2 separate regions of the Mus musculus genome follow, and region 2 is linked to region 1. Evidence: chromatin loops called from intact Hi-C (ENCODE). Cell type or tissue: left cerebral cortex. All regions are shown on one strand. Links, peaks and the distances in the headings refer to the core of each region. The heading gives the core; the rest is flanking DNA. Region 1 overlaps 4932438A13Rik (RIKEN cDNA 4932438A13 gene). Region 2 overlaps Trpc3 (transient receptor potential cation channel, subfamily C, member 3).

The links. Hi-C counts contacts between places; a loop is a spot of excess contacts. Peaks named below come from ENCODE experiments on the same cell type or tissue, not always from the same donor. Only the 100,000 strongest peaks of a DNase experiment are listed, where the experiment ranks them.
Region 2: a loop joins it to region 1, with 2.8 times the contacts of the local background. A loop is called at or near these places in 2 of 42 quality-filtered maps.

Annotation. Positions count from the first base shown.
Region 1 is chr3:36,888,129-36,901,122 of GRCm38, forward strand. It overlaps 4932438A13Rik (RIKEN cDNA 4932438A13 gene), which reads left to right. Exons shown (of 86, transcript NM_172679.2): 10 at 1,695-1,774; 11 at 2,667-2,817; 12 at 7,131-7,287; 13 at 7,678-7,756. Among named protein-coding and RNA genes, the nearest start is that of 4932438A13Rik, 32 kb to the left of the region's middle. In left cerebral cortex, for the core only: a CTCF peak has its summit at 5,797 (motif pointing right); no DNase peak of the experiment used is centred there.
Region 2 is chr3:36,628,993-36,641,986 of GRCm38, forward strand. Trpc3 (transient receptor potential cation channel, subfamily C, member 3) reads right to left here. Exons shown (of 12, transcript NM_019510.2): 8 at 11,592-11,787; 9 at 9,420-9,629; 10 at 5,383-5,466. Among named protein-coding and RNA genes, the nearest start is that of Gm35856, 20 kb to the right of the region's middle. In left cerebral cortex, for the core only: a CTCF peak has its summit at 6,631 (motif pointing right); a DNase peak (open chromatin) is centred at 6,648.

The DNA of each region.
Region 1 (12,994 bases), core at 2,136-10,135:
TCTAGAAAGTTTAGATAAATAATAAAATGAAGAGATTAATTTATAGTGGATTTAGTGAAAGTTGAAAATTGACTAATTTTTTTTTTTTTTGGAAAATTTGGTTAGAATGGTCTAATTTTGAGACAACCATTTAAGTTTTCTTTGAACCTCAAAGAGTTTTTCTATCTGCATGCTAATGTTTCCCCATGCTGAAATAGCTGTTCTAGTTAGAAGATAGGTTGCCTGAGAATGCACAGCAGACCCACTACTTAGGTGAGATGCTTGCAGCAGGAAGGGACCAGGTCTGAGGAGACAGCCCTGCCAGACACCGGGTCTTGTCTTTACCTCTGGAATAACGGTCCCCATTCCTCATATTTTTTCAGTCTCTTCTTTTTTATGATGAGTACTCTGGCTGAAGTTGTGTAATTTTAAATAATATATATATGGAAACTTTCTATTGTGATATTTCAGCTTTTTCTTTGTTTTATCAGCCATGTAAGTTTTTATGAAATTATGGAAAGCAGCTTTTAACTCTTGGCTGATATGCTGCTAAAATAAAATCTCCAGGATCAGCTAGTATGGTAGAGAGGTTCCCCTATATTAGTTCTAGGTGACTATGGTCTACTTCACCTAACTCTTAGAGACTTGACTAAAGATGTTCTGGAATTTGGTAGATGAACAAAACTTTGTGTTAATAGGTCAAGTGTAATGAACAGAACTGTAGTTTTAAATAACTAGAGAGATAAGAAAGTGTTCTCCTATTAATATTTTATATAACATTATTTAAAATTGTATTTTTCAAAAATGTAGATACTGGATGCCATGCCTTTCATTTTAGCACTTAAGAGGAAGGGGTAGGCAGATAAGGAGTTCAAGGTCCCACGTGGTTAGTGAGTCTCAGGCCTTAGGCTACATGAAATTATATTTAAAAACAAAGCAAAACAAAACAAAAACTCCCACCAGATTGGCTTACCTTTTGTGGCTTTCTAAAGCCTTTATTTTGTGGTATTTAGAAGAAAATTATTGCATTCATATATGCTGCTATCTAATGATTGAAAGATGGATTTTTATGTAGTAGACAATAATATGGGATATGGCAGAGAAGCTGTTAACTCTAAAGTTTGAGAGAAGGAAACTTAGAGAAGCATTCATGTCAAATTTTAAATTCAGGATAATTGTTGTACATTTATTAATCAGTGAAATACTCTTAGAGAAAAGTAATTAAATTGTTATAGATAAAATGACAATTCTTTTGTTTCTGAATGACTATAGTACATTTTTCTGGTTGATTAGCTATTACTTAGGATTATAATGATAGTAATATAATTATTTAAATTTTGCCATAAAAGCAGAATTTGATTATTATTATTATTTGATTATTTCAGTAATTATTGTTGTGTTTAACCTCCATTTTAATTAAATATATTTCTTTTCAAACTTAAAGTGAAGTCTCTAAGCCAATTGTTTTCTTCTTAAACTAATTTACCAATAAAATTTAAGTCATTTTATCATTTAACCTGATGTAAAATACAACTAGAGTAACTTTGTATAGTGCTTGTCTGTGTGAAAGATGTTCTTTTCCTTTTAAGATAGAACCTGTCATGTGCTTTGTAGGTTCCCCCTTCTTTGTTTTCACTCTTGCTCACTGTCTGCTAGACTGCAGAGCACTTTGTAGTGTAAGATGTACCTCGTGTGCCTCATCCTTGTTTCCTTAGACCCCCGAGACTGATGGGAGAAGGGTTTGTGGTGCTGCAGTCAAATGATGTTGATCTCTACTATTACATGGATGAGCCAGGTATGTCCTCTTTGAAAGTCGTACAGGAATGGCTCTGTTTCTTCCCTGAAGGACTGTTGCCTACACATTGGAAATCTTCTGAAAGTTAGCATCAGTAAGTTAGAAATTTGACTATGAGAGTGTTAAATTTCTTTAAAAAGAGATGTCATGTCTTAAGAGTTGAGTTATTACATTACTATTTTATAAAATAACTCATTTCTACAGATACCTTAAAAATTGATGCAGGTAATTCTAAAGAAAATCCTTAGGGAATGTGGAACCGGGTCGTTCGTCTTAGCTTAAAGGAGAAAATCACAATTGTTAGACTTGAACTTTAAAACTTAAAAATTGAGACCTAGCTACTTTGAGTGTTTGATAGATGGCTTCCATTTGAGAAAAGTACCTAATATTGGATTGTTTCAGCTTCTGTTCTTTTTGCCACCAAGGGATTTGTGTGGTCACACACCCTAATTTTTCAGTATAGGACCAGGATTTTACTTGCCTTTTTATCATGACATTGCAGAAACAATGGTGCTCTCAAGGGCCCTCCCCTGACTCCTTGATCACTAATTGAGGAAATGCCTTACAGCTGGATCTCATGGAGGCACTTCCTCAAGGGAGGCGCCTTTCTCTGTGATAATTCCAGGCTGTGTCAAATTGACACACAAAACCAGCCAGTACAATTACTAAAGCTATTCTTTATATAGGTAAATAGTAAGTTTATTATTTAATTGAAATCATGGAATTTTAATTCGAACACACTAAATTTAATATATAACATACAAACAAAACAAGACAAAAACGTTTTAGGGACTTACAAAATTTTAAGTGTAAGGTTTCCTGAGACTAAAACATTTGAACTGCTAGTGTGTAGTGGTTTTAACTAATTGCCTTTAACTGTTCTGGGATACAGGACTTGTTCCAGAAGAAACAGAAGAGAGTACAGAAGGGGACATAAGCAGTGAAGACTGTAAATTACAAGACTTACCTCCATGCTGGGGGCTAGACATCGTTTGTGGTAAAGGGACAGACTTTAACTATGGACCCTGGGCTGACAGGCAGAGGTACTTGAGTGATTATATTTCTAATAATCTTTCAAGTGCATTGAGATCTTATTTTTATACAATACTAGCTTAATGTTTTAAACTATTTTTATTATTTTTTAATTATGTGTATTCATATGTGACTGTGGGTGTGTGCACATGAGCTCACGTATCCATAGAGGCCAGAGGATCTCCTGGAGCTGGAATTACAGTCAGGTTTGATATGCTCATCATAGGTGCCAGGAACCAAACTCAGGTCCTCTGGAAGAGCAGCTGAGCCATCGCTCTACTACCCCCACCCCCAACCCCACTCCTGCTCGGCTTAGTTTTTGTAACTTATTTATATTGTGGCAAAATAAGTTTTCACTGAACACTTTGATCCAAATATTAACTTGTTTATGGAGAAACCACAAACAAGCTGCAGTGAGCAGCCTACTTACTGGTTCTTTTGTTTTATTTTTGCATTTCATTGATGATTTATTTATTGACCCTCTGAGAGCCTGGGGCTTTGGGGGTATATAGATTCATAAATGAAAGACTTGGTAAAATGGAAGACATAGCTTTGGTGAGGCTTTAATTCATGAGGGAAGGGTCTTAGTGACAGGCTAGAAAACAGTAGTGGTTTCCTAGCACTGAATAGCAAAGCATCTCTGGGTATACATTCAACAGTGGAGACTTGTCTAATTAAGTTCTGGAGGCCAAGAATCCCACTTGGAAGTATTAGCAGTGTTGGTTCCCTCTGGCCATCATGAGAGGAGGATATGTCCCAGGCCTCTTTTTGAAGCTGAGGCAACATGTGATGTCTCTGTAACCATATACAGTCATGTTCTAAACGCTGGGCTTAGGATTTAAATATGAATTGTTTTAGAGCACAGGTTAGCTTGTAACAAACTATTTTGCATTATGGTTATTACAGTGAATGAAAAAGGCCTTATTAAATGATGTGTGGCTGTAGTTTATGAAGGAAGTAGAGATTTTCTAGGGGAAGAAAAATGGTGTGAATCATCAAGGAAAAATGAGTAGGGATAGTAGAAAATTGTCCTGAGGGTCTCATAGGTAGATCAGAGTTCTATAATAAAGACATTTCAACTCTCCAGAGGCCTAGGTAGGAGAATTGTGAATTGGAGGCCAGACTGAGCTATGAAGTGAGACCCCAACTAAATGCCATGAGCTGAGGTTCTGAGTAAATGGTACCTTGTCTACCTAATTGCGAGGGCTAAAGAAAATAAGTAAGTAAGTAAATAAATAAATAATAATTGCTTGTATGGATTTTACAGTAATGAGGATTATCTGAAAGGCTTGCTTATTTGAGGCAGGGGCTCTTGTTCAACCTGACCTTACACTCTGGATTCAAGTGAGCCTTTTGCTTTAGTCTCTTGACTGTCTGGAACTTGTCTTGAGTATCATACCTGTCTACCTGGAAGATTCTTTTAAATTATTCATCTGTTAATTTAAGTAACTTTTATTTGTAATAGATTATGACCGATTTACTACGTTTGAAGAATTTTAAAGGCAACATTTAGCACTGTGTTTTTTTAAGTGGCATTTTACATTGCTTAGAATTAGTTTAGTTTTGAATTTGTGCTCAAGCTTTCTTGTAGAGAGAAAAGCCAAGTCCCTCACTGAATCGGGAATTATTAACCTGTTGAAAGAGTGGTGATATTTCTGTCAATGCTGTCTTAGTTAGGGTTTCCCTTGCTGTGCACAGACACCATGACCAAGGCACCTCCTACAAGGACAACATTTAATTGGGGCTGGCTTACAGGTTCCGAGGTTCAGTCCATTATCATCAGTCATGGCAGGAAGCATGACAGTGTTTAGGCAGGCACGGTGCAGTGGAGCTGAGAGTTCTATATCTTCATCTGAAGGCATACAGGAGAAGACTGGCATCCTCAGGTAGCTAGGAGGAAGCTCTTTAAAGCCCACACCCACAGTGACACACTTCTTCCAACAAGGCCACAGCCCTAATAGTCCTATTGCGGCAGAGGCCAAGCTTATTCAAACCACAACAGATGCATTGATTCTTTTTATACTTTTTTAGTTTCAAAAAAACTTCCTACCTTCTGTTGTTGGAATAATTACACACTTTGTCAAGTAATATGGGATTTGTTCTTACTTTTTAAAAAATGGCATTAGATTATGGGATAGACCCCCGGGTGGGGCAGTCTCTGGATGGTCCATCCTTTCGTCTTAGCTCCAGACTTTGTCTCTGCAACTTCTTCCATGGATATTTTATTCCCTATTCTAGGGAGGAATGAAGTATCCACGAGTTGGTCTTCCTTCTTGATTTTCTTGTGTTTTGGAAGTTGTATCTTGGGTATTCTAGGTTTCTGGGCTAATATCCATTTATCAGTGAGTGCATATCAAGTGACTTGTGATTGGGTTACCTCACTCAGGATGATACTCTCCAGATACATCCATTTGCCCAAGAATTTCATAAATTCATTGTTTTTAATAGCTGAGTAGTACTCCATTGGGTAAAAGTACCACATCTTCTGTATCCATTCCCCTGTTGAGGGACATCTGGGTTCTTTCCAGCTTCTGGCTATTATAAATAGGGCTGCTATGAACATAGTGGAGCATGTTTCCTTCATACCGGTTGGGACATCTTCTTGATATATGCCCAGGAGAGGTATTGCTGGATCCTCATACGAGACAGCTATACTTTTCTTTTTATAGTAATTTTTTTTAGGTTTAATGATGCTGTGGTCACTGTGCCATCAGTTGAAAATGAGAGGCTTCTATTAAGTAATAAGCTAAATCTATTTGGACTGTATTCAGAAATCTTAGAAGAACTTAAAGTGTTTTTTGTTTTTTAAATCTGTTGAACAATTCTATTAAAAATGAAATGTTTTTGTATTTTTATTAGTCAAATAATGCATGATTAAGTTATAATTAATATTGCTATAATTAAAATATTAGCACATATTTACTCAAAAGCACAAGTTAAAATTTTGATAATATAGTTTTTTAAAAAAGATATTTCTACTATATATACTGTGTGTATATATGCCTGCAGGCCAGAAGAGGGCACCAGATCTGGTTATGAGCCACCATGGGGTTACTGGGAATTGAACTCAGGACCTCTGGAAGGAGACAGTGCTTTTAATTTCTAAGCCATCTATCTCTCCAGCTCCAGTTTTTGAGTTTTGAGACAAGGTCTCTCTACATAGCTCTCCATGCCCTAGACCTCACCGTGTAGACCAGGGTAACCTAAAACTTAGAAAGCGACCTGTCTCTTCCTGAGAGCTGGGATGAAAGGTCTACTACACCAATCCTGGCATATAAATTCACTTTAGAGACTGGCTGATCTTTGTATTATTTAGAAAAATGATACTACAGTTAATGTGCGACAGAACTTCACTTTCATAACCTCCTCTAGCAGGTTTTTCCTTTGTTGCGAGAGAATCCCAGTGCATTTTTCATTTAGTCTCAGAGCCATTCATGTTCATAAAAATCACAAGGCTTAATTTTCAGTGTGCTTTTATTCATGTGAGTAGTGTTTGCTTCCCTATTTTTGTGGAAGATGGCTTGTGTGATGGGGGAAGGTATTATACATTCCTTAGGTTTTTTTCATCTTTGTCAAGTGATACAAGGAGATGTACACTCAGCATCTAAATACTTGTTCACTTTTTAGAACATACTGTTGTTTGTCCTTTCATTGATACTATGTTGATAAAAGAGATTGCAAACAGTTGGAGTGACGGCTTGGTGGTTAAGAGAGCTTATTGGTCTTGCAGAGGACCTTGATTTTATGGCCAGCACCCACAGCTGTCTGCAACTCTGGTTCCAGAGGTCTGACAACCCTTTTGTCCTTCACACGTGGTGCATGCATGTTCTGCACAGATATATATGCCTGCAAAATACTCATACATATAATGTAAAAATAAAGGTTACATTTTTTTGAGTGATTATGAAAATAATAGAAAACTCTTCCATGTGTGCATGATTAACGTAATCCTCAGTGCCACTCCATGAGATAAGTTATTCTTATAGAGAAGGGAGCAGACCAGGTTTCCTCAGGAAGATTAGGTCACTTGCTCCGGGAAGAATGATAAATTAAGCTATACTCTTTCAGTTCTTTCTTGATAGTTGTACACCTGATATGCTTGCAGCATTTATTATAACTCACATACACTTAGATTGAACCCTGCTCATGTCTCACTCGATAATATTATAATGTTAGGTGTTCAAAGCTCATTAATAAGATGTGGAAAAATAGTTTGTCAAATGAGATAGCAATGATAATGTAAGGTTAAAATATGATTTCGGACCCTTATCAAAGACAGTTGTATTTGACTAAAACACTGTTTCTCTTTTTCCTTTTTATGTAGAGATTGTTTATGGAAGTTTTTCTTTCCACCTGATTATCAAGTTCTGAAAGTCTCTGAGATTGCACAGCCTGGAAGACCAAGACAAATCCTTGCATTTGAACTCCGAATGAATATTATTACAGATGCTACCATTGACTTGCTGTTTACCAAAAACAGGGTATCCATTATAAGATTGTAGAGAATAGTATTAAAAATCTGAAAATGACTTTGCAGATTTTTTGTGGGTCCTATTTCTATGTTTAGCTTCATTTCTGTGGGCTCCCCATTCCTCCTTAATTTTAACTTTTTGCTTTTATAGTCCTTTATTTAAAGTGTTAAATAATGATTAATATTAATAACAATGGACTTTAAAGTTATCTTCTAGTTTCTCTATTATATTTTGTTAAATTGCTTTAAGTATAATTTTTATATAAATTTGAATCTTGATTTGTACAGAGTTTTAGTAGTTCATATTAATAGTGATTATATTTCTTTGATAATTTAAAAGTAAATGATAAGAACATAAGTACAATAAATGTCATGTAACTCAATCTTGTTCTTTTGGTAGGAAACAAATGCTGTGCATGTAAATGTAGGGGCTGGCTCATATTTAGAAATTAATATTCCGATGACAGTTGACGAAAATGGTAAGCTATCATTATTTTGCCTGAAATTATTAGTGACATAATTTATATATTATTATAGTTTGTTAGTCCTTCCAGAGTAACAGTAGTAGTGTTTCATTTTTATTTTTTGTCTTTTAATTTAAATATAGTTAGTTTTTTACTGATACATAAAAGAGTACCTATTTATGGGATACTATGTGATACTTAAACCCATGTATATAGACGTAGAATGTTCAAATCAAAGTAAATATGTCTGTTTTTACATTTGTAACTTCTGTGTGGTAAAATTCATTTAAAATTTTGTTTAGTTCTGCACTTATTGAGATAGTGTCTCACTGTAGAGCCCATGCATACCAAAGAGGTGCTGTGTAACTTAGGCTTGTCCCCAGCTTGAGATAACTCTTGTCTCAGACTCCCAATTGCTGTCTATGATCACAGCTCGGTACCACCATGCTGACAGGCTTTCCTTGAACTTTGAAAAGTATACTGCATATTCTCATTATCTGCAGGTTAGTCTGCACTTTTGTCTGTAACTTAGTAGTCCTTGTTCACTCACTCCCACCCTTCTTTCTCCTTATTCGCCCCAGCCATTATGCTCTCAGTTTCTGTGAGATCAGCTTTTGTTATTGTTGTTTGTCTTGTTTTTGATCTTAGGTTGCATGCTTTAGTGAGATCATTAATATCTTAGGTTGCATGCTTTAGTGAGATCATTAATAAGATCACATCATTTTTTTGTTTTGCTTATTGCACTTGACAAAATGATATTCATTTTGAGCCATTGTGTCACAGATGATAGGATTTTATCTGTTTTTTTTTAATACAGCTAGCTTTCCATTTCATATATGTATCATATTTCTTGTCCATTCATCAGTTGATGGATATCTTCTTAGCTTGTTTTCATGTCTTGGCTTTTATGAATGGCACTGCAGTGAATGTGGGCACTCAGGTGGTCTCCAGCCTTCTTATTTCATTGTCTTTGGAGATAGACCCTGTAATGGAGTTTCTGGGTAACATGATGGTTCTATTTATAATTTTTTGGAAGTATTTACGAGCAGATGAGGAATAGTTTTAATTTTTATGTTCTTGTGGCTTAAACTTATATAATTATTTGATATCTAGACAGAACAATTTTCTACTTTTTAGGTGTTTGCTGTATTTTTATTATATTGTGTTTATCTCTTCTAGGACTGTACATGATTTGCTTAATATTTCCTAGTTAGACTCTGGTACTGTAAGAATAGATACTGTGCAGCTCATATTGAACTCAGATTCTGGGATTTAAGCAATAATTGGATGAATAACAGGCTTAAATGTTTTTCTTTTTTGAGAGGAAAGAGTTTATTTCATCTTATATCTTATAGTACATTATGAATGTTAGTCAGGACAGGAAATCAAACATGAACTTGGAGACATACACTGAAGAAGAGATCATGAAGGAATAGAATGACTATCTTGTGCAGACTGATTTCTTATTCAGCTGCTCATGGATGGCACTTGCAGTAGTAAATCATCAGTCAAGAAAATAGTCAATGATCTTTTGCCTACTAAACAGTCTGATGGAGACATTTTCTCAACTGAAGTTTCCTTTTTTCAGTTTGACTCCTGTTAGACTATATTTGATACAAAAGAAAGAACAAAAGAAGAAAAGAAGAAAGAAAGGAAAGGAAGGAAGGAAGGAGAGAAAGAAAGATTTTCTCAAAAAAACCAGCTCCTGGTTTTGTTGATTCTTTGTATAGTTCTTTTTGTTTCTACTTGGTTGATTTTAGCCCCGAGTTTGATTATTTCCTGCCATCTATTCCTCTTGGGTAAATTTGCTTCCTTTTGTTCTAGAGCTTTCAGGTGTGCTGTTAAAGCTTCTAGTGTATTCTCTCTCCAGTTTCATTTTGGAGGCACTCAGAGCTATGAGTTTTCCTCTTAGGACTGCTTTCATTGTGTCCCATAAGTTTGGGTATGTTGTACTTTCATTTTCATTGAATTCTAAAAAGTCTTTAATTTCTTTTCTTTATTTCTTTCTTGACCAAGTTATCACCGAGTAGGGCATTAGTCAGCTTCCATGTATATGTGGGCTTTCTGTTGTTTTTGTTGTTCATGGTGATCTCAATGAATGGGATTATTTCAATCTTCTTGTATTTATTGAGGCCTGTTTTTGGACCAATGATATGTTCAAATTTGGAGAAGGTACCATGAGGTTCTGAGAAGAAGGTATATCCTTTTCTTTTAGGATGAAATATTCTGTAGATACCTTTTAAATCCATTTGGTCCATCACTTCTGTTAGTTTCAGTGTGTCTCTGTATAATTTGTGTTTCAATGATCTGTCCATTGATAAGAGTGGGGTGTTGAAGTCTCCCACTATTATTGTGTGCAGTGCAATGTGTGCTTTAAGGTTGATATGGTGGATAATTATCATTACTTTTATTTATTCCTATTTTATTTTATTTTATTTTATTTAGCTCTCCTATCTTGTCTTTGTCACCTGTATTGGTGATACTATATGGAGAGAGAAAATAGAGAGGTTGAATTGTTTATTTTTACAATAAAAGCTATAGCATTTGGGCTATTCCAACTAGTTAATCCATTGAAACAGTGACTGAGGATGGCATCATATCCACCATCACCTAACTGTGATTTCTTGTGAAGAACTCACAAGAAATTATATTTGCTGGTTTTAAAATAATAGTCATGTGAGGCCATGAAGGAGATAGCTGATTCTTTAACACTGCCTAATTCAAAGGAGGTATTTGTATTTGGTAAGAAAAGTCTAAGGAGTGCCTTGATTATAGTCTGTCACAGGGGAGAATGGAAGTTAGAGGTTGTACAAAATTAATAGTGGTTCAGATATGGCAGTGCCTTTTCCCTTAAATTTCATAATGTAGGGTCTAGAGAGATGGTTCTACAGTTAAAAGCACTTTCTGTCCTACAAACGACCAGCACTTCTTGGTGCCTACAACCATCTATAACATTCTTTTCTGGCCTCTGAGGCACCATGAACACATCTATGTGTTCACATGTATATGCACATACCCAAGGCTGGCAAAATATTCATAAAATAATATCTTTAAGTTAATAATTGTGTTATTTAAGGTTTCTGCTGCTGTGATGAAACGGGATGGCCAAAAAGCAAGTTGGGGAGGAAAGGGTTTATTTGGCTTACACTTCATGTTACTGATCATCATCAGAGGAAGTCAGGATAGAAACTCAGACATGACAGGAACCTGGAGGCAGGAGCTGACGCAGAGGCCATGGAAGGATGCTGCTTACTGGTTCTCGGCCCATGGCTTGCTCAGTCTGCTTTCTTATAGGACCTAGGACCACCAGCCCAGAGATGGCATCCAACCACAGTGGGCTGGACCTTTCCCCACCCAGCCATCATGAATTAAGAAAATATTTTACAACTAGATCTTTTTTTTTTTTTTCCATTTTTTATTAGGTATTTAGCTCATTTACATTTCCAATGCTATACCAAAAGTCACCCATATCCACCCACCCCCACTCCCCTGCCCACCCACTCCCCCTTTTTGGCCCTGGTGTTCCCCTGTACTGGGGCATATAAAGTTTGCAAGTCCAATGGGCCTCTCTTTCCAGTGATGGCCGACTAGGCCATCTTTTGATATATATGCAGCTAGAGTCAAGAGCTCCGGGGTACTGGTTAGTTCATAATGTTGTTCCACCTATAGGGTTGCAGATCCCTTTAGCTCCTTGGCTACTTTCTCTAGCTCCTCCATTGGGAGCCCTATGATCCATCCATTAGCTGACTGTGAGCATCCACTTCTGTGTTTGCTAGGCCCCAGCATAGTCTCACAAGAGACAGCTACATTTGGGTCCTTTCAATAAAATCTTGCTAGTATATGCAATGGTGTCAGCGTTTGGATGCTGATTATGGGGTGGATCCCTGGATATGGCAGTCTCTACATGGTCCATCCTTTCATCTCAGCTCCAAACTTTGTCTCTGTAACTCCTTCCATGGGTGTTTTGTTCCCAAATCTAAGGAGGGGCATAGTGTCCACACTTCAGTCTTCATTCTTCTTGAGTTTCATGTGTTTAGCAAATTATATCTTATATCTTGGGTATCCTAAGTTTGGAGCTAATATCCACTTATCAGTGAGTACATATTGTGTGAGTTTCTTTGTGAATGTGTTACCTCACTCAGGATGATGCCCTCCAGGTCCATCCATTTGGCTAGGAATTTCATAAATTCATTCTTTTTAATAGCTGAGTAGTACTCCATTGTGTAGATGTACCACATTTTCTGTATCCATTCCTCTGTTGAGGGGCATCTGGATTCTTTCCAGCTTCTGGCTATTATAAATAAGGCTGCTATGAACATAGTGGAGCATGTGTCCTTCTTACCAGTTGGGGCATCTTCTGGATATATGCCCAGGAGAGGTATTGCTGGATCCTCCGGTAGTACTATGTCCAATTTTCTGAGGAACCGCCAGACTGATTTCCAGAGTGGTTGTACAAGCCTGCACCACCCACCAACAATGGAGGAGTGTTCCTCTTTCTCCACATCCACGCCAGCATCTGCTGTCACCTGAATTTTTGATCTTAGCCATTCTGACTGGTGTGAGGTGGAATCTCAGGGTTGTTTTGATTTGCATTTCCCTGATGATTAAGGATGTTGAACATTTTTTCAGGTGCTTCTCTGCCATTCGGTATTCCTCAGGTGAGAATTCTTTGTTCAGTTCTGAGCCCCATTTTTTAATGGGGTTATTTGATTTTCTGAAGTCCACCTTCTTGAGTTCTTTATATATGTTGGATATTAGTCCCCTATCTGATTTAGGATAGGTAAAGATCCTTTCCCAATCTGTTGGTGGTCTTTTTGTCTTATTGACGGTGTCTTTTGCCTTACAGAAACTTTGGAGTTTCATTAGGTCCCATTTGTCAATTCTCGATCTTACAGCACAAGCCATTGCTGTTCTGTTCAGGAATTTTTCCCCTGTGACCATATCTTCAAGGCTTTTCCCCACTTTCTCCTCTATAAGTTTCAGTGTCTCTGGTTTTATGTGAAGTTCCTTGATCCACTTAGATTTGACCTTAGTATAAGGAGATAAGTATGGATCAATTCGCATTCTTCTACACAATAACAACCAGTTGTGCCAGCACCAATTGTTGAAAATGCTGTCTTTCTTCCACTGGATGGTTTTAGCTCCCTTGTCGAAGATCAAGTGACCATAGGTGTGTGGGTTCATTTCTGGGTCTTCAATTCTATTCCATTGGTCTACTTGTCTGTCTCTATACCAGTACCATGCAGTTTTTAT
Region 2 (12,994 bases), core at 3,174-11,173, 260 kb before region 1:
ATTCTCAATTTGGCTTCCAAAATCATACAGGAATCTACATGTCCAGATGCTGAGAGTCCCTGTTCCCAATTGGTTTTTGATTAATCAATAAAGAGTCAATGGCCAGTGGCTGGGCAGGATGAAAAAGGTGGGACTTTTAGGATTCCTGGGCAAGAAAGCAGAGGAGAGAATAAACAGAATTGACATGACAAGGAAGCAGAAAGATGAGAATAAAAGGCCCGAAGAAATGTAAGTATCTGAGAAAGTGGCCCCAGGAGCTACTCCCCTGATTGGGTCTGGGGTAGCAGAGATAAAATATACATTTAGCAAGTATTAATTAAAAAATACCAGTGTATGTTACCTTGGGGGAGGTTTGGAAGTGCCCAACCATTGAGCTAATCAAGACATATCAAAATATAAAGTGTGTGTGTGTGCTTCATTTATGAATCCAGAGCTCTTGGGCTGGTGTAGAGCACACATGACTCATTAGGAGGTCAGAAGGGATTATTTATTCACTGCTACAGTTACGAACCACCTTACTGCCAGGAACAGAACTCAGGTCCTCTGCAAGAGCAGGATGCAGTAATAAACAATCTCACTAGACCCTCCCGGCACTCTTGCCTTAACCTTCTAGGTGTTAAGGTTATAGTTGTACACCATCATGCTTGCGTTTTATTGGCCTTTCACTTTGGATTGTATAGGCTAGTTGTTTCATAGTTGGCATTCTTCTTCTTCTTCTTCTTCTTTTTTTTTTTAAATTCTGAGTTCAAATGCTGTGAGGAAGCCAAGAAATCCTTATGTGTACCTGCTGCCGAAAATGGAAATACAGCCACTCTCAAGCAAGTAAACAGAAAAAAACCTCTGATGATATTAAATGAAACATGTTGTAAGACACTAGAGGACTGTTTATAATAGTCAATAGAAAATGAACTAAACGAACAAGATGGTTTGTAGATACAATGGGACATCACACAACAATTAAGAATGAGGTTCCCATGTAGTAATATGGAAAACTCCTGGTAGCCAAAAGAAATACATGGAACAGTATTCTTAATGTATTATTTACCTTCTTAGGAAATACACAAGCCAGGGGCTGGGTGCTAGGCAACTCACACCACCTAGCTCTAGCCCCAGGGTATCTGATGCCCTTTTCTAGTCTCCACAGGCACTGTATTCAATGTACACATAGGCCCTCCACATAATTAGAAATAATAATCAGTGCTTAAAAACCAGCCCAAGCAGGCATACCACCACAAAGTTAGTGAATAATGCTATGGATATATTTATGTATGTAATGGTAAATATAAACAAGTAGGCTTGAGAAAAGCACACATAAGCCCTAAGAAGGCGAAGCCTATGTAAGGAAAAGACAGGTGTAGCAGAATGGGGTGTGTTAATTGCATCAGTGACTAAATGCCAAAAGGATATGTCAAAGCACTAGTGTTTATTAAAGCAAGGAGTACAGCATAAATATGGTCACAGTGAGTAAACATTTTCCATGGTGATGAAAGCACTTTATTTGCCAAAGAAAGTGAGAGTAATGCTGACTTAAAATGGTCGTCTGTAAAAAGAATTCTGTAGAAGCCTTCTATCACCAAAAAATAAAATGCAACTTATTTTTTTGATACAAGGTCTTGGATATATAGCCCAGGATAGTATCAAATCTACTATATTCCATCCTTAGTCTCATAAATACTGAAATTACAGATATACACTTGCTTCCATGCCTGGCCTACATCTTAAAAATTAAGGTGTGGGGACTGTTCAAATGGTAAAGTGTTTGCTGTATAAAAATGAAGACCTAGGCTGGTTATGGTAGTCTTAGCACTGGGTGGCAGAGGCAGGCAGATCTCAGAGTTTGAGGCCAGCCTAGTCTATATAATGAGTTCCAGGACAGTCAGAGCTATGTAGCAAGACCATGTCTCAAAGAAGGAGGAAGAGGAGGAGGTAGAGGAAGAGGAGGAGGAGGAGAAGGAAGAGGTAGAGGAGGAGGAGAAGGAGTAGGAAGAGGAGGAGGATAAAGGAAGAGGATGAAGAGGAATAATGAGGACCTAAGTTCAGGTAAATATACCTTATACAAACATTGCTGGGGAGGAAGAGACTGGTAGGTCCCTAGAGCTCACTGGGCATCCAGTCTAGACAAATCTGCAAGCTCTGGGTTCACTGAGCGATAATGTGGAAAGTGACTGAGGACCACACCTGGCATTGACCTTTGGTCTCCACATTCACATACACAAACACTTTTACATACACATACATTCATGAACATACAGCACAATACACAAATAAGAATGAAGGTGAGGCAGATGTGCTGGGAGTGAGAAAGTCTCTGAATTTGAATAAAGGCCTTTACCAGATAAGCGATTCTAAAGTACTCATGGGCGTGTGTTTTTTCAACTCCATGACAAGTCACAAAACTCAGCTCATAAACAACTATTCAGATTAAATAATCAAATACACATAGACTCATAGTTGCTGCTTAGATAAGGTTAGTTACTAATCATATTATTGAACAAAACTGGGAAACTCAAATGTTCATATCCTCTAATGTAATACTCTGCATGATATTTACATATCTTTGGAAACTATGCTTAGAAAAGGTCTACATAATTTTACACTTACTGCCAAAAGAGAAAATGATGAAAAATAGATTGTTTTAAAAATTCATCTGGAGTTCCAATTTCCCTGGAAGCCATCTGAACAAAGTCTCTCACTAACAAAACTTCACCTAAGGGAAAATAAGCGAGCACGCTCGCCTCCTTTTATCCTCGGGTAAAATTCTGTATACAGAGAGAACACTTTCCCTTTCAAAAGGTGCTGTGATTAAAGCCAGGCTTAGTGGCACATGCCCTTTGTCACAGCCATAGCACTAGACTGAGAAGGCCTGGCTCTCAGGCATCCTCAGTAGCACTCCAGAAGAGCTGGCGACCTGAACTTTTGAACACGAGAAAGAAATATACAGGCTTATCTTTTTTAAGCCCTTCAGTAGTTGCTATTTGGCAGTTCTGGAGCCTTTTTAACAAATGGAAAATAATAAATATAATGATACCAGACACAAGGACTTGTACAAATCTGAGCATAATGGTAAAACCTGCAAATCTGAACATTTCAGAGGGAGTGGTAGTAGGATCAGAGGGAGTGGCAGTAGGATCAGAGGGAGTGGTAGTAGGATCAGAGAGAGTGGTAGTAGGATCAGAGGGAGTGGCAGTAGGATCAGAGGGAGTGGTAGTAGGATCAGAGGGAGTGGTAGTAGGATCAGAGGGAGTGGTAGTAGGATCAGAGGGAGTGGTAGTAGGATCAGAGGGAGTGGTAGTAGGACCAGAAGTTCAGGGCCAACTTCTGCTTACTGAGTTTGAAGACAAGTGGGCTATGAGGACCTTATTGCAGATAAACCAAACCAAACCAAACCAAGCCAAGCCAAACCAAACCAAACCAAACCAAACCAAACCAAACCAAACCAAACCAAACCAAACCAAACCAAACCAAACCAAACCAAACCAAACCAAACCAAACATCAGAAAATTCCATCAAACAATCCAACCAAAGAAAGGACATCAGAAAGAGGTCACATTAAAACATTAGCCCAATCTTCATAAGAACACCAGCCAGAAATTTTGTGAACTAGACAGGCTGATTAAAACTCCAAAGTTAAGAAAAAAAAAATGAAAAAGAATAGCCAGGCATTCTAGCAAAATAAGTAAAGATGATAATTGCATCTGCCTTTTGTTTGACTTTATTTTAAACTATATATGGTCACATAGCGTTCACAGACAGATCAATGGAACATAACATGAAAAAATAGGAAGAAACCAATTTGCTATAGGAATTTAACAAATGAAAAGTTAACAAAAAAACCAAAACAATATTCAACACACTGGACATAGATGAACATAATCATTTGGAAAAAGTAAACCTGGACCTTCATCTGTTACCGCACTCAAGGACAGACTACACAGGGCGAATATTTCATGTGCAAAGTGAAAGAACTAGAAACACGTAAGTTTAAAGGTTATTACACAATAGATCTTTTAAAATAGCACATAAATCTCAAAGCCATGAAAGCCTTGTAAAGTTGACTGCAAAAACGAAAGAGTCCAGGATGGGAAATAACAGCTCTAAGTTCAAGGCATTTAGCACACTGGTATAAAAGCCTTCTTAACTCAGATCCCAAGCAAAGGCTGGCAGCTTTAACTATTAAAATTCCTCTTAACTGGTAACAGAAAAATCATCAAGACAAGCATACAAGGAAAAAGAATATCAACCAACCAGACCATACAGGTCTCCCAGGGACTAAACCACCAACCAAAGAGTGCACATGGAAGGACCCATGGCTTGAGATACATATGTAGCAGAGGATGGCCTTGTCTGACATCAGTGGGAGGGGAGGCCCTTGATCCTGAGGAGGCTTGATGCCCCAGTGTAGGGGAATGCTAGAGCAGTGAGGTGGGAGTCGGTGGGTAGGTGGGGGAGCACCCTCATAGAAGCAGGGGGAAGAGGATGGGATAGGAGGGTTTGTGGAGGGGAAACCAGGAAAGGGGATGATATTTGAAATGTGAATGAATAAAATGATTAATTAAAAAAAGAAAGGCAAATGGAGATTTTTTTTTCTAATTAGGTCATTAATCATACATGACCAAGTTCCTTCATGATAAATGCACAGTAGAAGCACTTGACTATTTCTGTTAGGTTGAAATAAAAATCCCTGCTTTATTTCTATCAATGGAAGATAAGGGATGAAACAAACTAAGTACCCTCATGGTGGTTTCCAACCATCTGTAACTCCAGTTCCAGGGGGGATCCAATGCTCTGTTCTGACCTCTGTGGGCACCAAGCATTCACAGGATGGACAGACATACACATAGGCAACAGCCTCTCACATAAAAAAAAACTATGGAAACACTTTGTTTTCAACATTGCAAAAGCAGTCCTTCTTGCTGAGCCTGAGCCTGGTGCTGCAGGCCTGTAGTCTCAGGTCACAGAGAGGCTGAGGCAGGAGGAATGAGAGTCCAATCCATGTCCTGCCGTCCATGGGTAACAGTGAGTTGGAACTCAAGCCAGGAAACTTAGTGAAACTCTATCTCAAAATAATAAAATAGAATAGCCTAGGACTATAGCATAGGCAAGGCCCTGGGGTCAAACTCAATCTTAAGAAAATAAGAAATAAAGCTACAACAACAACAACATCTCTTCTTTAGCAAAAAACCAAAACAAAATTTAAAAAACCCAACAACAAAAAGGAGAAAGGACAAAGAGGCTGACCTCTTTTGATTTTGAAGTTCCTAACACCCCACTCTCTCTGCCCTGTACAACTTCATAGTGTATATGAAGACTGCACCACTCCACACATACAGAGAGTCACACAAGGAGTCACACACAATAGAGAAATGGCTAACAAGTACTTACCTGATATCGTGTTGGCTGATTGAGAATGCTGTTAAAACTGTGTGATTCAAAAACTCTCGAGTTAGACTGTGTGAAGAGGTTTAACTAGGAGAAAATACAATTAACCTAGTAAATGAGAATACATTCATTTGGAATAAGAGATATAGATTACTTGATTCTCTTGGATGGCGTTTCTGGAATCCACACTTCTGAGGAACATTTTGTTCAAGTTGGCTTGTATGAGGGGGTTAAATATTTTTGAAAGCAAACAGTTGTGTGGGAGAGATGCTCACTTTCATCAAACACTGGAATGATGCAGTGTAACAGAGCTGTTGACTAAGAATGTATTTTAGAAGTTGGCCCTTATCTAATATATGTTTTCGTGGGAACAGGCAACATTTACCACTCAGAACTCCAAGTGCCTCCGAAGTGGTTTGATTGGCTACTGAGTCCTAGCTCCTCCCTAAGTTGAACAGAATCCCACAGGTGCAGGTAGCCTTACACATATTTCATAGCCCTATGATATCACCTAAAATAATATAGCTTCTCTATCATTTTGCCTTATGCTAATCAGATCTTTGGAGAGAACTGGGTTGAAGAATGGAGCTTTACTGTCTGTTTCTATCTAGCTGTCTGTCCATCTGCCTGTCTATGTATCTATCATCTATCAATCATATATCTTTCCATCAGTGATATCTATCTATCTATCTACCTACCTACTTATCATCTACCTATCATCTTTATATATCAATCACATGTGTATCTCTCTCTCTATCATGTATCTATCAGTCATATCTATTTATCATCTATCATCTCTGTCTATATGTCAGTCCTCTATATGTATTTATATATCTATCAGTCATTATCTCTATCTATCTATCTATCTATCTATCTATCTATCTATAATCTATCATCTATCTATTAACTATCATCTATCTATTAACTATCTACCTATCCTCACTCCCACCTTCAGCTTGAGTTTTGAGTAGGCAGGAACAGAAAGCTAGCTGAGAGCTTAGCCCTGCCCATGACTGACACAGATATAAGCAGGAACTTTCCATCATTCCAGGGCTAGCTGGCTTGTATATGATTCAAAAGTCCTCCCATTCCAAACTGTAGTCTTTCGACCTCCATAGCCCCCCTGTGATTATTCAGGAAGGTGTGGCAGGCCAGGGCAGAGGTGACAGGACTGGACAGGCCTCCTAGTTGACTGTTTCGCTAGGACCTGCACTTGATGATGTGATGTTTCCCTCTGCCACTGGGGGTCGGTATCAGCCTGCTGACTGAACTCAGCAACCTCAGCAGAAAAGTGTCAAAACAACAATATTGACATTTCTCTAGCTTTTTTATTTAATTCATTTAATGAAGAAAGTCGATGCCTGATGTAAGACTGAGACACTTTGGCTGGGTGTAGTGTCACATGCCTGCCTGGCTGCCTGGCTGCCTGGCTGCCTGGCTGCCTGGCTGCCTGGCTGCCTGGCTGCCTGGCTGCCTGGCTGCCTGGATGCCTGGCTGCCTGGATGCCTGGATGCCTGGATGCCTGTCTGCCTGGATGCCCAGATGCTAGGCAGAGTTAAGTAAGAGGATCAAAGTTTAAGGTCAGCCTGGGCAATTCAGGAGGATCTGAAAAGGGGGGGTGGGGGTGGGGAAGCCAAGGCAGGCCCTCTTAGCTGAGAAAAATATTTTTTCCTCCTCTTACTGATGTCACAGGGTGGCAGTGGATGTCCTGTGGAGCGCTCTCTCTGTGCCTTCATAGAGGTCTAAACATCTGGAAGTGCCCTGCCCAGCTGGCTTTTGGTAGCCCCCATCTATACTATGACTATTTGGGGTCTAAAGTCCATAAACTCTGTTGCCTACTGTGGTGGTTCAAATATTCTTGGCCCACAGGAAGTGACACAATTAAGAGGTATGTCCTTGTTGGAATTGGTGTGGCCTTGTTGGAGGAAGTGTGTCACCATGGGTGTGGGTTTTGAGACTCCTCCTAGCTGTCTTCGGATGGAGATGTAGAACTCTCAGCTCCTTCTCCATGTCTGCCTGCACACACCATGCTTCCTGCCATAATGATAATGGACTGAACCTCTGAAACTGTAAGCCAGCCCCAATTAAATGTTAACTTTAACATTTAAGAGTTTAACATTTAAGAGTTGCCTTGGTCACAGTGTCTCTTCACAGCAATGGGAACCTGAACTAAGACAGTTACAGAAAGAAAATTTCAAGGTTTGTTCTCTGAAGCACAGAAGGCTGAAGGTGACCACACTTCAGAGGTCAAAGACTTAAGGAGCTAAGCTTCCCTAGAAAGACAAAACATTTATTAACACTGTCAATCTTCACAACAGGCAGAGCCGCCCAGAACATCAGGAGCCAGTTACTCCCTAGTGCATAAAGAGGGCTAAGCATGGACTGCCAGAAAGACTTGATCTACATATACCCTGCACTGGCTGCACCCTGGCTGCTAGCCAGGTCTAAACACACAGCAAGCAGTGTGGACCGTGATGAGGAAGGGCCCTGACGTTTGCTGAGCTGGAGTGGAATACATCCCATTTAACACTCACAGAAGCCCATGGCTTTCCAATTTTTTAGGTGAGGAGATTTACCTGTGTAACTTGCTCATAAGTTTTAAAAGCCAGTTCAGACACAGGTCTAGCCTAGGGGCTCTACTTCTCTCCACCCCACGGCTTCTCATTGTGTGTGTGAGGTATTTATTTGAATGCGGTACAGACAGACAGCCGGTCACTGCTGTGGCATCTAATAGCCATGAGAGAGCACAGTGACACCACACAAAGAGCCGTGGTTCAAACTGAAGGGCCTTGTGTATGTCAGGAGGCACTACCCACTGAACCACACTCCCAGCACAGGGTCACTATCTGTAAGGGTAAGATTCGAGGGCTATTAAAAAAATCTTGGAAACACAGATCTATGTCAAAAAAATGAGGAATTAAATTGCATCAATCCTGTCTTTGCCTCAGCATCAATCGAGGAAAGTCCTCTACTTTTGAACAAGGCCAATGTTTTATTGTTTCCTGGGCTTCTAGACTACTGCAGCTGGAGACCATTTTTCATACGTTTTTCTTTTATCTTTTCTTTTCTTTTTTTTTCGAGACAGGGTTTCTCTGTATAGCCCTGGCTGTCCTGGAACTCACTTTATAGAACAGGCTGCCTTTGAACTCAGAAATCCTCCTGCCTCTGCCTCCCGAGTGCTGGGATTAAAGGCGTGCACCACCACTGCCTGACTTTCATGCATTTTTAAAAGACCAAATCTCTGTAGTCCTAGTTAGTCTCAAAATCTCTACATCATTCAACCTGCTTCAGTCTCGGTGTCTTCCCGCCTCAGTGTACCAAGAATGGGGATTACAGGCCTGTGGCACCGTGCCAGGCTCCATCATTACAATTTTAGCAGAGATGGTACCTGAGTCTCACACATTGGCTCCTGTCTGCTTCCTTCCCTGTTATTTTAAATATGGCCATAATGTTGTGTCTCCGACCCTAACTCTATATACAGAAACTAAGTTCATACTGATGAAGTGCCACCATGAAATTTACATTCCTAGGTCAACTCAAGGGCATTGATTGCAGTGTTCTTCTTTATAAAGGGCTTTGTTGCTGGGTGGGAAGATGCTCAGGCTCTCATCCACGGCATGATACTAAAGAAAAGGTCCTTCTGCTGCCTCTCCAAATACAGTGCTGGTGAACTATGCACACGCCAAGGGCTAAGTCTGAAGTTAAAGCTACTTAACTTCAGAATAACTGGTTTAAAGCACGGGGCACACAGATGCAAAGCATTCTTTTGACAACAACTTTCTTTTTTATGTTTAACAAGCTTTTCATGAGCTTGTTCACGTGATGCAGGTTTCCATGAGAGGCTGACCCCAATAGGGCATAGACTAAGTGACTATTTGAAGCACTCTGCAGATAGTATTAGTCTATGAAAGACCATGGGATAGGCAGCTATGCTCAATCTCTTCTAAGTTCACACACGGAAATTAATGAACAAATATCAAAGGCCAGGAAAAAGAGACAGGACATTTATTTTATGATCTTGGCGTCTTTTCAATACATACCCTGGACTTTGAGTTACCCATGCCCAGTTCCAGATCCTTCTGCAGTCTTCTCCTCCTGCATTTGGAAAAGTTAGTGATCCTCATGATGAAGTAAACAAATGATTTTGGACTAGGGACCAGACTGAAGGGTGGAGGTAATGTTTTTCCATCATCGAAGTAGGAGAGCCAAAGTTTGGAACGAGCAAACTTCCATTCTACATCACTGTCATCCTGTTACAAAATAAAACTCATTGTTAAAGTAAAAAAAAAAGATTTTAAGTGTGTGTGCTTGTGTGTGCATGTGTGTGATGTGTGTGCTTGTGTGTGCATGTATGTGATGTGTGTGCTTTCTTATATGTGTGTCTCTCTGTCTGTATGTGTGTGTGTGTACTTGTGTGTACTTGTGTGATAGTGTATATATGTGCAATTGTGTGTGGGTGCTTGTGTGTATGTCTGTGTGTGTGTGCATATACCCGTGGTGGCCAAAAGAGGGAGATCAGATACCCTAAAGCTATAGTTACAACAGCATAGTTGTAAGTCACTTGATGTGGGTACTGGGAACTAAACTCTCTGGTTCTTTTTGAGAACAGTAACTCTTTAACTTCTAAGAAATCTGGCCAGTTGCACAGTTACTAAATTTTAAACAAGACACTCCAGACCTGATGTACATTCTCATAGTAATTACATTATGTTTTAAACAATTCAGTAACGTATTTACATTTATCTGCATACAATTCCTACTTGTCTACCTAGTATAGACTCACATACTGATATCACAATGCTTTCTCTTCCATATGTCTCTGACTGTGCCCACTGAGATATAGCCAGCATTTCCTGTTCCTCATTTCGAGGTAATGCAGAAAGACAAGAAAATTCAGGATCAAAGAAGTATAAAACTATTAACCACACTCTCTCTCTGTTATCCCAACCATCTCTTGACATCCATCATCATTTCTCACTCTCTTGCTACCCTCTGGGCTCTTCCAGACCTACCACACCAAGTTGTAGATGTCATGTGTCTTATTCTAAAGGCAAAGGGGGAGTGACATTTAGATACATTGATTTTTTTTTTGCTTTGTTCATCTTAATTTGTTTTGAAGATTTCACACTAGCACAGACTGGCCTGTAACTTACACTGTAGCTCAGGCTAGCCCTCTGCCACTTTCTCCTAAGTCCTGGATAACAGACATAAGCCAACACATTTCACTGGATCAATTACATTTTGAAGTTTGTATTTGTACTACATGTCTCCACATGTCACATGAATCCTACAGTGGCCGAGACTTGTCTTTATGCTTTTCTATTCCCAGTGCTCCCCATGGTGATTGGTACAACTATCCTCACTGATAAAGGACATGAAGCAGGGCCACAGGCATAGGATATGAGCTCCTTTAGTCCTCAGTACCTACACTGATGCCACCACACAAGCAGACACTCACAGTACTGTCCTTTGGTCTCGGTGGGATTCCTGTACTGGTTAATTCTGGTTGGTACCATGATGGGATCTAGGATTGCCTAAGAGACAAACTCCTTGTGGGTAGTCTCAACTACACTCAAGACTACATAAGAGGAGAAAATGAGCCAAGGTCCAATATCCATCTTTCACTGTGTCCTGACTAAGAATGGACTGTACCCTGAATTGTCAGCCAAAAATAAACTCTTGCTTCCTTCATTTGCTTTGTCATATCCACAAGTAAAATAACCGACACATTCTGTGCTGGGGGCGCTATGTATGGGAATCCATTCCCAAAATGCACATAGAAGCTAAGCCTGGTGCCGCACGCACAGCTGCAATCTGAGCACCTGGGATCATGAAGTAGGTGGAGGCTCAATGAGTTTGAGGTCTGGGTAGCATCGTGATGCCCTGGGTAGCCTGGTTCTAGAGTGAGACCCTGTCTTCAAAAACCCGGGCAAGCATCGCTATTTGGTGGAGGTAACACACAGCTAAGCCAAGATCTCTGAGAGCAGAAGATATACAAAAAGTACAAAACAAAGGAGGAAGCTATGGAATGGACAAATCCAAAATCCAAAGCAGAGTGGTTAACAGACACTGAACATTTTGCCTAAAGAACATAGTCAGATCAGAGTGGGTGGCCCAGCAGATAAGAATCCGCTCCCTCCCCCTCCCCGGCAGCCAGTACTTCTAACCAATAGTCTTAGAACTTCTGAGACACACAGGGATGGAACACTCACCTCGATCTCTTGGTATGAGCTATTAATCATAGCAATTAGCATGTTGAGTAAAACGACCACCATAGTTACATTATATATCCCATAAAGAACATAGCCAATATTCTCTATGAATTTGTGATCATATTTGAGGACAACAGAAGTCACTTCAGACAGTCCAAATATGGACCAAAACAAAGTCTTGAAACTTTCTTCAACCCTGTTGAACAATAAAGACACGGTAATGAGTAGCTTCCAGTATTAAAAACAAGCTAGTATCTAATGCTATACAGATGTAAAATTATTATGAAATGCTATCATCATACATTCCTAACAACTGCTTTTTAAGAAAATACTATTTACTTTGTGTGTTTTGTCTGCATGTGTCTGTCCACTGTGTGCATGCAGTGCCTGTGGAGGCCAGAAGAGGGCGTCAGATACCTTAGGTCTGGAGTTACACATGGTTGTAAGCAGGTGGATTCTGGGATTGAACCCAGGTCCTCTGCAAGAGCAACCAGAGCTTTTAACTGCTGAGCCATCTCTCTAGCCCTGTAATAATTGCTTCTAATAAGAATTTAAAGAGTTTTTTGGTTATATTTTAAAAATTAAAATTTAAGAGTGAAAAATATGTTTTAAGAATTAAAAACATTTTAAGAATTGTTCTGTTATGGTATATTATTTTTTCAAGTTGTTTTTGAGACAGTATGGCCTTGAATTGATCCTCCTGCATCCAGATTCTAAGAGGTAGCATTCCAGGTATGTGCCACCATGCCTACATTGTTGGAGTACTTAGCAGCAATTATATCCTGGGGTTTCAGGGGCTGGTGTCAATGCCCAGCTTTTCTGAAGTTATTCTGATGAAGATTTGGTTAACAGGAGAAAGCAGAAGTTACTTCAGAAGGCCCTTACTTTTCTTCTGGAATGGTGCAAGGTTGGAGTCTGATTTTGTAGGTGGTTTGGAAGTTTAAATCCAACTCCTTGGCTTAGGTTGGAAATGAAACACCCACTTCAAAAAGGATCTCCCCTCACCATGGCTCACGATGAAGGAATTTGTCCATACTTAGAACAAAACCAAGCTCAATATCCAGAAACCAGGCCAAAGAGTTTTGGTGTATCCCAATGGTGGAATGCGGTGCAGCCACTGGGGATAACGAGGCAGATTTATCTTCATACAGTTATAGTATAAGGGATAGCTAGGATACATTAAGTAAAAAAAATCAAATGTAGCATCTGTGAAATACTGAGTCATCTAAACACAAAAGAGAGGGCTATCTGGATATTTATATTCTTCTTTTGGGGAAAAAAATCTCCAAAAGTATTCAAAAGAAACCATGGTTTCCGAAAATGAAATTCAGCTCATAGACTGAGGGTTAGGGTGTGAAGGGAAGGCTTTTCACTCTAAACACCCAGCCCTGATGCCTGAATTC